2 separate regions of the Homo sapiens genome follow, and region 1 is linked to region 2. Evidence: chromatin contacts called from ENCODE Hi-C or POLR2A ChIA-PET data. All regions are on one chromosome and are shown on one strand. The core of a region is the stretch at or near the end of the contact, and the rest is flanking DNA. Distances in the headings are between cores, read along the strand shown. Region 1 overlaps PDIK1L (PDLIM1 interacting kinase 1 like). Region 2 overlaps CD52 (CD52 molecule).

Region 1 (6,427 bases), core at 1,846-4,345, 200 kb after region 2:
CTGTGAGCTTACAAGTCCCCTGGTCTGTCACAGGCCATGCATATGAGGAATAAAAAATCAAAACATTTAAGTAATTTTGTTATAAAGAAATATAGTTATGCACCCCAAACACAGAAAACATTTCATTAAAAATTGGTCTTAGTCCTGCTGGGCGTGCCAGTGATTCTTTTAGGTTTGGACCTTGACTGAGAGAATTTCCAGTCGCTCTCTCCTCTCTGGGCAGAAGTTCCAGATCCTCTCTGGGCAGAAGTTCCAGATGATCTGATGGGCAGGGACTTAGGCTGTGTCCCCTGGGGGCTCTGGTCCACTAGTTGTTGGGACCGCCTGGGAGGGCGCAGCAACCCACTACGCCTGTGTCTGTTTTAACTCTATAAGGAAAGTAACTTTGAAACAACCAGACAATTTTCTGTTCTCTGTTTCTGCTTTTCTCAGGCCTTTTCTGTCTATAAAACCATACTTTTCTGCTTGGCTTATCGGAATACTCACTGTATTTTATAGAATAAGGTGTTGCCTTTTTCTAGAATCACAAAGAAAAGCCAATATAGATCTTTAAATCAAATTTGCTATAATTTTGTCTGTGTACCTTTCAAGACTTACTTTTAAGCTTGGATAGACAGGTCCAGAATAGCTGTTAGCCTTGGCCTCACTACTGAGACAATACTCTTCTGTGATGCTCTGTATATTGGAAGAAGGTCTTTCTGTTCTGGCTGGTGGAAATATCAATTATTCTTGGTCCTGTGTGAGCTCCAGGATTGTTCTGCCTAATCCTTTCAGGGGATCTTTCCTGCATTCAGGTCTGATAGTTTCTTCATAAGCATGACTGATTAGTACTTAGCTGATACTGTGTGTGTGAATGTGAGTGTGTGAGTGTGTGTGTGTGTGTGAGAGAGAGAGAGAGAGAGAGTGTGTGTGTGAGTGTGTATGTTTTCTTTAAGGCAGGTCTTGCTCTGCCGCCCAGGGTGGAGTGCAGCGTGGTGATTCCAGCTCACTGCAGCCTTGACTTTCCTGGGTTCAGGTGATTCTCCCAACTCAGCCTCCAAGTAGCTGGGACTATAGGCAAACACCATCACACCTGGATAATTTTATTTTATTTTTTGTAGAGACAGGGTTTCACCATGTTGCCTAGGCTGGTCTCCAACTCTTGGGCTCAAGTGATCATTCTGGCTTGGCCTCTTAAAGTACTGGGATTACAGATGTGAGTTACCTGGCCCTGCCTCAGCTGATGTCTTGAAAAAAACTTTCTGCAAAGGTCTGGAACTCTCACCGACAAATAAAAAACAGGACAAAAAAGAAAAGAAAAAAAATAAACAACAAGGTCTGGAATTCTTTGTTACCATCTGTCTCTCTCTCTCTCTCTGATACTCTGCCCCATGAATCCTAGCTGGCTTGTGCTCCCTGAACCCTAAATTCTGTCTCCTCAACTCAGGGAGACTGTTGAACCTTGTTTAGGTACTTATTCCCTGTACAGCAGCCTAAAGATTCCCTCCAAGTTGGGGCAACCACAGGGCTCACCCCATTTGATCCTTTTCTCCCAGGGATTGCTGTCGTGCACTGCTAGTTTCCCAGTGTCTGACATTTGAGTTGTTTATGGCAGGAATAGAACCCTGTTACTCCATAATGGCCAGAAGCAGAAGTCATCAGGATTTTTGCTTGCTTTTGCCCTCCTCAGGTTAAAATTGTAACAAGTAGCCAGAGTTGAGAAACACTGAGTCTACTGTAATTCCAACTTCCAAGTTCTAGCCATTGCTGCCCTGCTCCACGCCGCCCTCACAGCTGTGCTTCTACTGTTGCTTCTCAAATCACGTCAGTAAACGCTCCCTGCCTTCTACCTAAAGCCAGGAGAAATGGCATGTCATTCTAGTATTTGGTACTTATTACTACTTTCCTAATTTCCACGCATGGTAGTCTATGTGAAAGAGACAGTAAACATCCTGAATTACTATCAATCATGTGATCAGCAAGTAGAAGGAGGAAAGAAAACTGGGCTGAGGGGATTTTTATTGAACTATCCTTGTTCTTAAATAGGGCTGCAGGGCAAAGAGACACGCAGGACATCACCATAACCGAATGTATTTCTCTAATAATTGTGGTAAAAATGTAAGCTAAATTAAACAAACCAATCAACGTGCTCCCTATCAGCAGTACAAATTAGCAGTAAAGGCAGCTCAGAGTCATTTCCTAGGAGTCCTCCCGGGTGAACGGGAAGCACTGACATTTCCTGAGCATGCCACGCATTTCTACATGCATTGGCTCCTTTTATCTTCACAGCGCTCTGAGTCAGGTACTGTCTCTGCTTAAACATGTGGGAAACTGAATTTGAGGGGCTAGGGAACTCATGAAAGTCACACAGCTAGTAACAGAAAGGTAAAGAGTCTATTTTCAAAGTCTGTGTCCTTTCCTTCTGCCTGATAATAGCTGTCACCAGTAGCCCCAATGCACATTTTTTAAAAATAAAATTTTTCTTGAAGTATAACATACCTAGAGAAAAATGTAAACATTTTAAGTGCAGCTTGATGAATTTTTTCTTTTTTTAAGATGGAGTTTCGCTCATTGCCCAGGCTGAAGTGCAATGGTGCGGTCTCGGCTCACTGAAGCCTCTGCCTCCTGGGTTCAAGCGATTCTCCTGCCTCAGCCGCCCAAGTAGCTGGGATTACAGGCACCCGCCACCACACCCAGCTAATTTTTGTATTTTTAAAAATAGTGATGGGGTTTCACCATGTTGCCCAGGCTGGTCGCGAACTCCTGACCTCAGGTGATCCACCTACCTCGGCCTCCCAGAGTGCTGGGATTACAGGCATGAGCTACCACACAACATCTGCTACTCCAAAGCCTGGGCTTTTTCTGCTAGACCAGGATGCCTTTGGTAATATCAAGTTGCCCAACTTCTGCTCAGAACAAGCTGAGCTTGAAATACTGGGCTGAACAGGAAATAAAAGAGTAAAGTCAAAGCCCAAGCTTTTTTTTTTTCTCAATTTCCTTCTGTGCAATGAAAAATGATTGCAAAGGTGAAAGTACTGCCTTTAAAAGACGCACTTGGCCTTCAAGAGGTGTGGCAGCCTTGTAGGTTTTCTCAAGTGGGAGTTATTATCTAACCACAAACCAACCGTCTGTCATTACACTGCACTTTACAGGATGTCTATGATTGGTTGGCAAAGAGAGCAACATTTGAATTTAAAGAAAAGACCAAAACAACCAAGTGTCATTACATCAGTGAGAAAGATAAAGCTTCGTTGTCAGAGAAAACTCCAACTGGAGTCAGAGATTAGGCACCAAAACCCTGTCTTAAGGTAAAACCTTTTGTCATCATCTCAGTAACTGGTGTAATTACTGTTAATTTCATCAGGAAATCAGCCCCTATTTTAAGTAAAACTCAGTGAAAAAGATACGTAAAAACCATGTGAAGGTGCTTTGTAAACTGCAAAGGATTACAAAATGCTAGTAAATACAAATATTTAAAGCTTCAATTAAAAACAATCTCTAGAAAGCAAAATTTGCCTGTCTATAAAGGTTATACCAAGGGAAAGCAGAAGAGTAGGAAGCTACAATTCTTTTTTTTTCCCCTATTTTTTTGGTTTGATTTTTGAAGCCACAATTCTTGATGCCTACTTTCACTAGGTCACATGTAGAGTTGTTTTCTGTCTTCCATATTCTCCTCTGCTGTTCCATTGGACCACTAAATAGACTGTATCTTCAGGCAGAAATGATAAACATAAAAAAGTGGGCCCAAATTTTTAATAGAAAATTAAACCATCGTCTCAAGTTATAGATTGAAAAACTGCATCCTCTCATTTATTTAATATATATTATGCTGAGTCTGAGCTGCATCCTCAGCTTAATGAAACAGAAGGATAAATGAATAAAAAATTTCATCTCTGGCAATACGAGTTCTTCTTGTGTGCAAAGCAAATACAGCAAGACAGCACTAAAATTTCAGAGAACTTGAAATGCTGAAACTCCTATAATTCAATCATCTTTTCCTTGGCAATCACTTCTATTTCAGAATCATTTAAAAGGTAAGTCTGAAAAATACATTGTTTCAGATTTTATACCTTCTATTTTATGCTCATGAAGTAAAGTACTACAGAACTACTCACAGAGCCACTAAAGCAGCAATGTAGAATTTTCAGTTTTTTTTTTGTTGAAACTCACTTTATTTAAAAAAAAAAGTCATGAACAATAAATTACAATCATTTTCCCCTTTTATAAATTCTTCATAAAATATATTTGACAATTTTAACAGAAAATTTCAAAAGTTGCTTTCATTTCTTAAGTGCTGATGACTTATTTTTTGACCATTTTGTCATGCTGGTGAATTACTTTGTAGCTGCTACAATAGTTTGATTGATAACAATTTACAATTAAAAACAACAACAACGAAGAGAAAAAACAGACCAGCAGAAAGAACTATTCTGTGTGCTATTTATCTGACACTTAACACTTACTTCATCATAATGACAAAGTATCCCTTAGCACCAAAAAATCTACAGGAACCCCATCTTTCTAAGTGACAACTAGTGCAAAATAACATTCTAGGAACTAACTGTACAACCCCATATTTTCACTGGCCACAGCTGCCTATAAGCTCATTTGAAATATTTGGTCTTTTTTCAATTAAGACAAATTTCAAAAAACACCATAAATCATGGCAAAAGACTCTATGAGGAACAATTGCTTATTGAGTACCTATTATGGGCAAGGCACTGTGTACGAAGTTTTGCTTTCATTTTTCCTCTAGCAAATATCCAGGTATTTCCAAATATCACTAACCATCTTTTCTTACTCCTGGCTGAAAAGGCCTTTGGCTAAATGCCATTTTTTAATTGTCATTTTATCAACAAACCTTTAGTGCTGAGCACACAGTAGGTACTTAATAAATACCTCTGACTGAAAGAACAAAGACAAAGAATTTACTATCATTTTGCTTGGCTATTTTAGAATACAAGGACTTGATAAAATTCCAGAAGAAACTTCCTGATCACCTCATACCCTTACCCCCAATGAAAGAATTTCACTTCACAGGTAAAATCTTTCCAAGTAAATGATAATCATTAACTATTTTACATGAGGCAGGACCAAAAACTATGCGCTTAGGAAACTGTGGCTCCAAGCACATAGATATTTGAAGAGCAAATGATGCATGGGCATACCATCATCTATGAATCTCTGCTGAAGTGCCATGTTATTGACTAGACGTTATCATGATGCTTTTTCTTACTCCCTATAGCTCAACTTCCTTGGACATATCTGTTAAATTAAACTAATCTGGTGATCCAGAGGGTCAATTATCATGAGGTTCCAGTGTGTTTCCACCTCTAATTTCCAAAAGAATTCTTATATTTATTAGCTTAAAAGTGATGTTAAAAGTATATGATTTTTCATTTTAAGAGGCTTTATTTCAATAAAACCTTTTAGTCCAAATTTTAAACTTCCAGATCAAGTAACTAACATAGTCCAGAAATTTTATGTACTGCAATTTTTTTTGTGATGTTTTACATTCTATTTCCTCTGAACACATTTGAAACAGGGAAAAAAATTATGACATATTCCAAAAATTGTGGAAGTTCAAAAAAGCTGAGATTATGAAAGCTATCAATAATTTCAATATTCTAATACTATTTTGACTTTTGACCAAAAATTCTAGTGCTTTATAAAGATTAACTTAGATACAATGTAAAGTCTATTTAACCTTAAAGGCTAATGTTCTGTTTTAGGAAAGCATTCTATCCTTTAGATTTTAACTATCTGCATTTACAGGAAAACAAATTGTAGACAACCATACAAAGATAAAATCAAACTAACTTCAAGAGGAATAATGGTCTGTTGGTTTTTTGACATAGACTGTATCAGTGATTGTATAAAATGGATAGCTTTTCTACTTTAAAAGTAGTTGATGCCACAATATTTTATCCATTTGCCATACTGTGTATGTATCTTCTCCCACTTTAGATAAAGGTGATCACATTTTCAACAACCATATTATTACCAGTACTGTTTCAAATCAGACAAGAGAAAACAGCATCAGTGCCAAAATGAAAGGAACTCCAGTGACTCAACAAGTGATCATATCAGGGCAGGCAAAGTGAGGGTGGAGCTCATTTGGTTTCTTCAACTTCAGTATAATGAGGCTTAGACAAAGTCTTCAAACCAAAAATGTATCAAGTATTACAGTTCACACATAGCAAAGTTTTCAAACAGAATAATCCTGTATTCAGATTTATATCAGATTGTAGAAGCTCAAGTGCAGACGTCCCAATGCAGTGGTATAGTTGGTTAAATAAATGCTCGGTTACCTAAAGAAGGTCGGACTGAATCACCAACCTGCTGCCATATGACTGCATGACTAATTCAACTCTTGCAGCTATAGGGCACTGGAGAGTTCAAACATACTTCAGCAGCTTTGGATCACTTAATTTCATTTGTTTTACCA
Region 2 (3,782 bases), core at 1-2,500:
TGCCTGGGATTTTTCTGGGCTAGCAAGGCTAGCTGGGTGGCTAGAGTGAGTTGAGTAAGGGGGAGGTAGCAGGAGATGAGGCCAGAAAGGTTATAAGGACTGTAGGTCTTTGTAGGCCATTGAGAGGTTTTGTCTTTTACTTAGAATGAGAGAGATGGCTGACCACATGCCAGGCTCTGCATTGAGTTCTTCACACAAATGCCTCCTATAATCTTTAGTCTAGAGTACCGTGGGGCAGGTCTTTTTATACTCCCCATTTTACAGGTGAGGAAACCAGAGCATAGAGAGGTTAGGTAATTTGCTGAAAGTCACACAGCTAGTAAATGTGTAGAGATTTGTCTGATGCTAAAGCCTATGCTTTGGAAGCCAATCATGGAAGGATTCCTGGAGGAGTTAATATTTTTCCAGCCCTTTTATGTTTTCTCACACTGAACCCTCACAAAAGCCAGCATTTGGGGATTCCCATCCCCGAGAGGAAACTGAAGCTGAGGAGGATTAAGAGACTTGCCCAGGGCCACAGTCCCTAAGAGCCAGGATTCAGAGCAGATGGGTCAAGGGTTTCTTGGGTACAGTAGAGTCCCTGTGGGGAGGAACAATGCCTGATGACCTCCTGGGGCCTCAGATGGCCCCCACCATGAGCCTACAGGTGATTGGACCCCCTAGCCCAGGCTCCAAGGTGGTGCTGTGGGCCGAGAGCCGCCTGCCGCGCCAGACGTGGAGCATCAGTGAATCGGGCCACATCTGCAGCCAGATGTTCGAAGGCCAGATCCTGGACGTGAAGGGTAAGGTGGGATGTATGGGGAAGAGGGCTCCTGAGGGGGCTGAGAGCCATGGAGTCCCAGCTCTCTCTGACTATCTCCCTATCTTTTAATCCCCATCCCACCCCCAGGAGGCCGGGGCTACGACCGGGACCACGTGGTGCTATGGGAGCCGGATGAGGACAGGGCATCCCAGATCTGGACTATCCACGTGCTTTGAAACTTTTCCCCTCACCCTCCAGCCCTGGAGGCTTTTGCTGGGATGAATGTTTTTATAGGGTTTTTGTTGTAACATAAGCTATTTTCTAATATGCTGCCAGGTACCCTTGTCTCTGTGCACCTTGATATTTCGGGGTGGGGTGGGGATTTGTTCACTTGCCTTCTTCCCTGACGCTCAGGCTGGCTTCTTCCCTCCAGGCCCCAGCTTTCGGGTTCAGATGTTAGGCCTCCTTCTGCCATCAGAGGGCGCCCTGGGACCAGACTAACTGGGGAGTGTAGTCTCGCGCAGCCACCCAAATGAAGTGTTGTGAGAGCAGGCTCTGAGCCGGGTGGGGCCCTAGGCTGTGCGGGCACAGACACAAACTGAGCCTTTCGGTCCCTGTCCTTAGGGAACGCACAGTCCCACAGAGGATCCTGACAGGTAGGGTGATGCATCCATGAGAAGGGAGGAAAGAAGTAGAGGGACTCACACAGCAGGAACATCACCCCCACAAGTGCAGGGCAGGCTGACATGTCTCTCTGCACACGTCAGGGACCTGCAGCTGAGATATTAGGGTGGGGAGTTAGCCAGGCTCCAGGAGGCAGAGAAAGAATATTCTAGGGATGCATACAAGTCCAGGGTGAAAACGTGGAGGTTAGTGTGATGGGGGTGCAGTGGGCCAGGCATGGGAGATGAGTGTGAGCCACACCCTGAAGGGCTGTGCCCCCAGGGCTCTGCTGCACTCACCCCAACTCTGGTCTTAGAGAAGCCAGGACAGGGCATCCAGGTCTCTAACCCAGCTCAGAGAGGGCAGGACATAGAAGAGAGGGAGCTCCCTCTGTCCCTGGAGGTCCTCAAGGAAGAAGCCAAGGTGGGAGGGGCCCTTGGGGGGTGCCCTGGGGCTCCCTTCCATCTCTGCAGCACCCACCTCCGATGCCTCAAGCCCAGGAGGGTGGGAGTGGTCAGAGCAGCTGCTTGCCCTTCCTGCCTTCCCAGCCCCTGGGCCAGCGTGGGAGGTAGACAGCCACCCATCATCCTTCTCCAGCCCCAGATGCCTGTGGGGCTGGTTTGCTGGGGATCTAAATACCTTGTTGAGGGGTGTCCCTGGGACTGGGGATTTCCCTGGATCTGTCATTCTGAAGACACCCAGGTAGTGGGGTAGGGGCTCTCTGAGCCTGGGATGTCCAGGGTGGTGGCATCTCTAGTACCATCATTCCCAAACACCCAGGGATGGATGAAGCAAACGCAACTGCAGGGTTGGTGAGGCTGCCAGGTTCTGGGCCTTGTCCCTGCAATGTGCTTCTAAGGGGAAGGGCCCTCAGCATTGGAATTTAGGTGGGGAAGCTGGGGGCTGCTCCCTGGTGCCAATTTCCCTGCTGATGGGGACATGGGAAACTCCCTGGTGCTGCTGCACAGCTGGCTCTTGGGGCGTAGGGATGTCCAGTAACCACAAGCAGGACCCCACTGCAAGTACAAGGGTAACTTTATTGACCCCCAGCTGGGCACTGCTTGGCCCCTACATCATTACCCCCCTATTTTGGCTGTTGCCCCCATGGCACTGCCTGTCAACTTCTACAACCTGGTGATGTCTGGCATCAACCCCTCCCAAAGATGGAGGGGATTCTCTTGCGAGTGATGGTGGCAGCTGTTTCAGGGGGCACAGGGCTAAGGCTGAGACGTGTCACCTCAACTGAAGCAGAAGAGGTGGATTATGGCATTGGCCACGAAGAAAAGGAAAATGCCTCCGCTTATGTTGCTGGATGCTGAGGGGCTGCTGGTTTGGCTGGTGTCGTTTTGTCCTGAGAGTCCAGTTTGTATCTGTAGGAGGAGAAGTGGGATAAGATCAGGGGACTTTTTTTTTTTTTTTTAGAGGTGGAGTCTCACTCTGTCACCCAGGCTGGACTGCAGTGATGCGATCTCGGCTCACTGCATCCTCCACCTCCCGGGTTCAAGTGATTCTCCTGCCTCAGCCTCCTGAGTAGCTGGGACTATAGGCACGTGCCACCACGCCCGGCTAATTTTTCTATTTTTAGTAGAGACGGGGTTTCACCATGTTGGTCAGGCTGGTCTCGAACTCCTGACCTGGTGATCCACCCGCCTCGGCCTCCCAAAGTACTGGGATTACAGGTGTGAGCCATCGTACCCAGCCCTCAGGGGACTTTTGAATAGCGTGTTTGTTATTTAAAGATGCAGTCCCCTTTCTACCCTCCCCGCCCTCCATCCGCCCACCTCCATAAAACAGTCCTCAGTTCTGCCCCATGTGACCACTACTTCTTCCACAAGGTCCTGTCAGGATGTTTGACTGCTTCCTGCTTTGACACAGGCAGGGACAGAGGTGATCACTGCCCCTGTCCACCCCCTTTCACAGAAACTTTCTGTTTTTTTGAGATAGAGTTTCGCTCTTTTGCCCAGGCTGGAGTGAAGTGGCATGATCTCGGGTCACTGCAACCTCCACCCCTCAACCTCCCGAGTAGCTGGGATTATAGGCAGCCGCTATCACGCCCAGCTAATTTTTTTTTTTTTTCCGAGACAGAGTCTTGCTCTGTCGCCCGCCCAGGCTGGAGTGCAGTGGCGTGATCTCGGCTCACTGCAAGCTTCACCCCCAGGTTCACGCCATTCTCCTGCCTCAGCCTCCCGAGTAGCTGGGACTACAGGCGCCCGCCACCACGCCACGCCCGGCTAATTTCTTTTTGTATTTATGGTAGAGACGAGGTTTCAATGTGTTAGCCAGGATGGTCTCGATCTCCTGACCTCATGATCCACCCGCCTCAGCCTCCCAAAGTGCTGGGATTACAGACGCGAGCCAGCGCGCCCGGCTCGCCCAG

Evidence for each region. Hi-C counts contacts between places; a loop is a spot of excess contacts on that map. ChIA-PET counts read pairs that join two places held with the same protein, here RNA polymerase II (POLR2A). Pooled maps may share reads with other maps.
Region 1: a loop to region 2 is called in a pooled map, with 2.8 times the contacts of the local background. The contact joins two enhancer-like sites. A Hi-C loop is called at or near these places in 8 of 168 maps with a recorded cell type or tissue (CD14-positive monocyte, CD4-positive, alpha-beta T cell, CD8-positive, alpha-beta T cell and 5 more), 20 of 37 single-sample maps with no recorded cell type and 15 of 50 pooled maps. POLR2A ChIA-PET finds 5 or more read pairs at or near these places in 11 of 52 experiments (B cell, CD4-positive, alpha-beta T cell, CD4-positive, alpha-beta memory T cell and 7 more).

Annotation. Positions count from the first base shown.
Region 1 is chr1:26,123,244-26,129,670 of GRCh38, reverse strand. PDIK1L (PDLIM1 interacting kinase 1 like) reads right to left here. Exons shown (of 3, transcript NM_152835.5): 3 at 4,116-6,427. Among named protein-coding and RNA genes, the nearest start is that of PDIK1L, 15 kb to the right of the region's middle. RefSeq lists silencers at 719-1,013, 5,939-6,233. Within about 2 kb of position 3,095, at least 12 of the 41 ENCODE cell types and tissues checked have a DNase peak (open chromatin) inside an H3K27ac peak, as active enhancers do; they include CD14-positive monocyte, CD8-positive, alpha-beta T cell and OCI-LY7, where a contact is called at or near this core.
Region 2 is chr1:26,319,164-26,322,945 of GRCh38, reverse strand. It overlaps CD52 (CD52 molecule), which reads right to left. Exons shown (of 2, transcript NM_001803.3): 2 at 2,423-2,775. The coding sequence ends at 2,644. It overlaps CRYBG2 (crystallin beta-gamma domain containing 2), which reads left to right. Exons shown (of 20, transcript NM_001039775.4): 19 at 623-782; 20 at 890-1,081. The coding sequence ends at 978. Among named protein-coding and RNA genes, the nearest start is that of CD52, 3.1 kb to the right of the region's middle. RefSeq lists enhancers at 701-1,202, 1,340-1,389, 3,223-3,782. Within about 2 kb of position 1,250, at least 5 of the 41 ENCODE cell types and tissues checked have a DNase peak (open chromatin) inside an H3K27ac peak, as active enhancers do; they include CD14-positive monocyte, CD8-positive, alpha-beta T cell and OCI-LY7, where a contact is called at or near this core.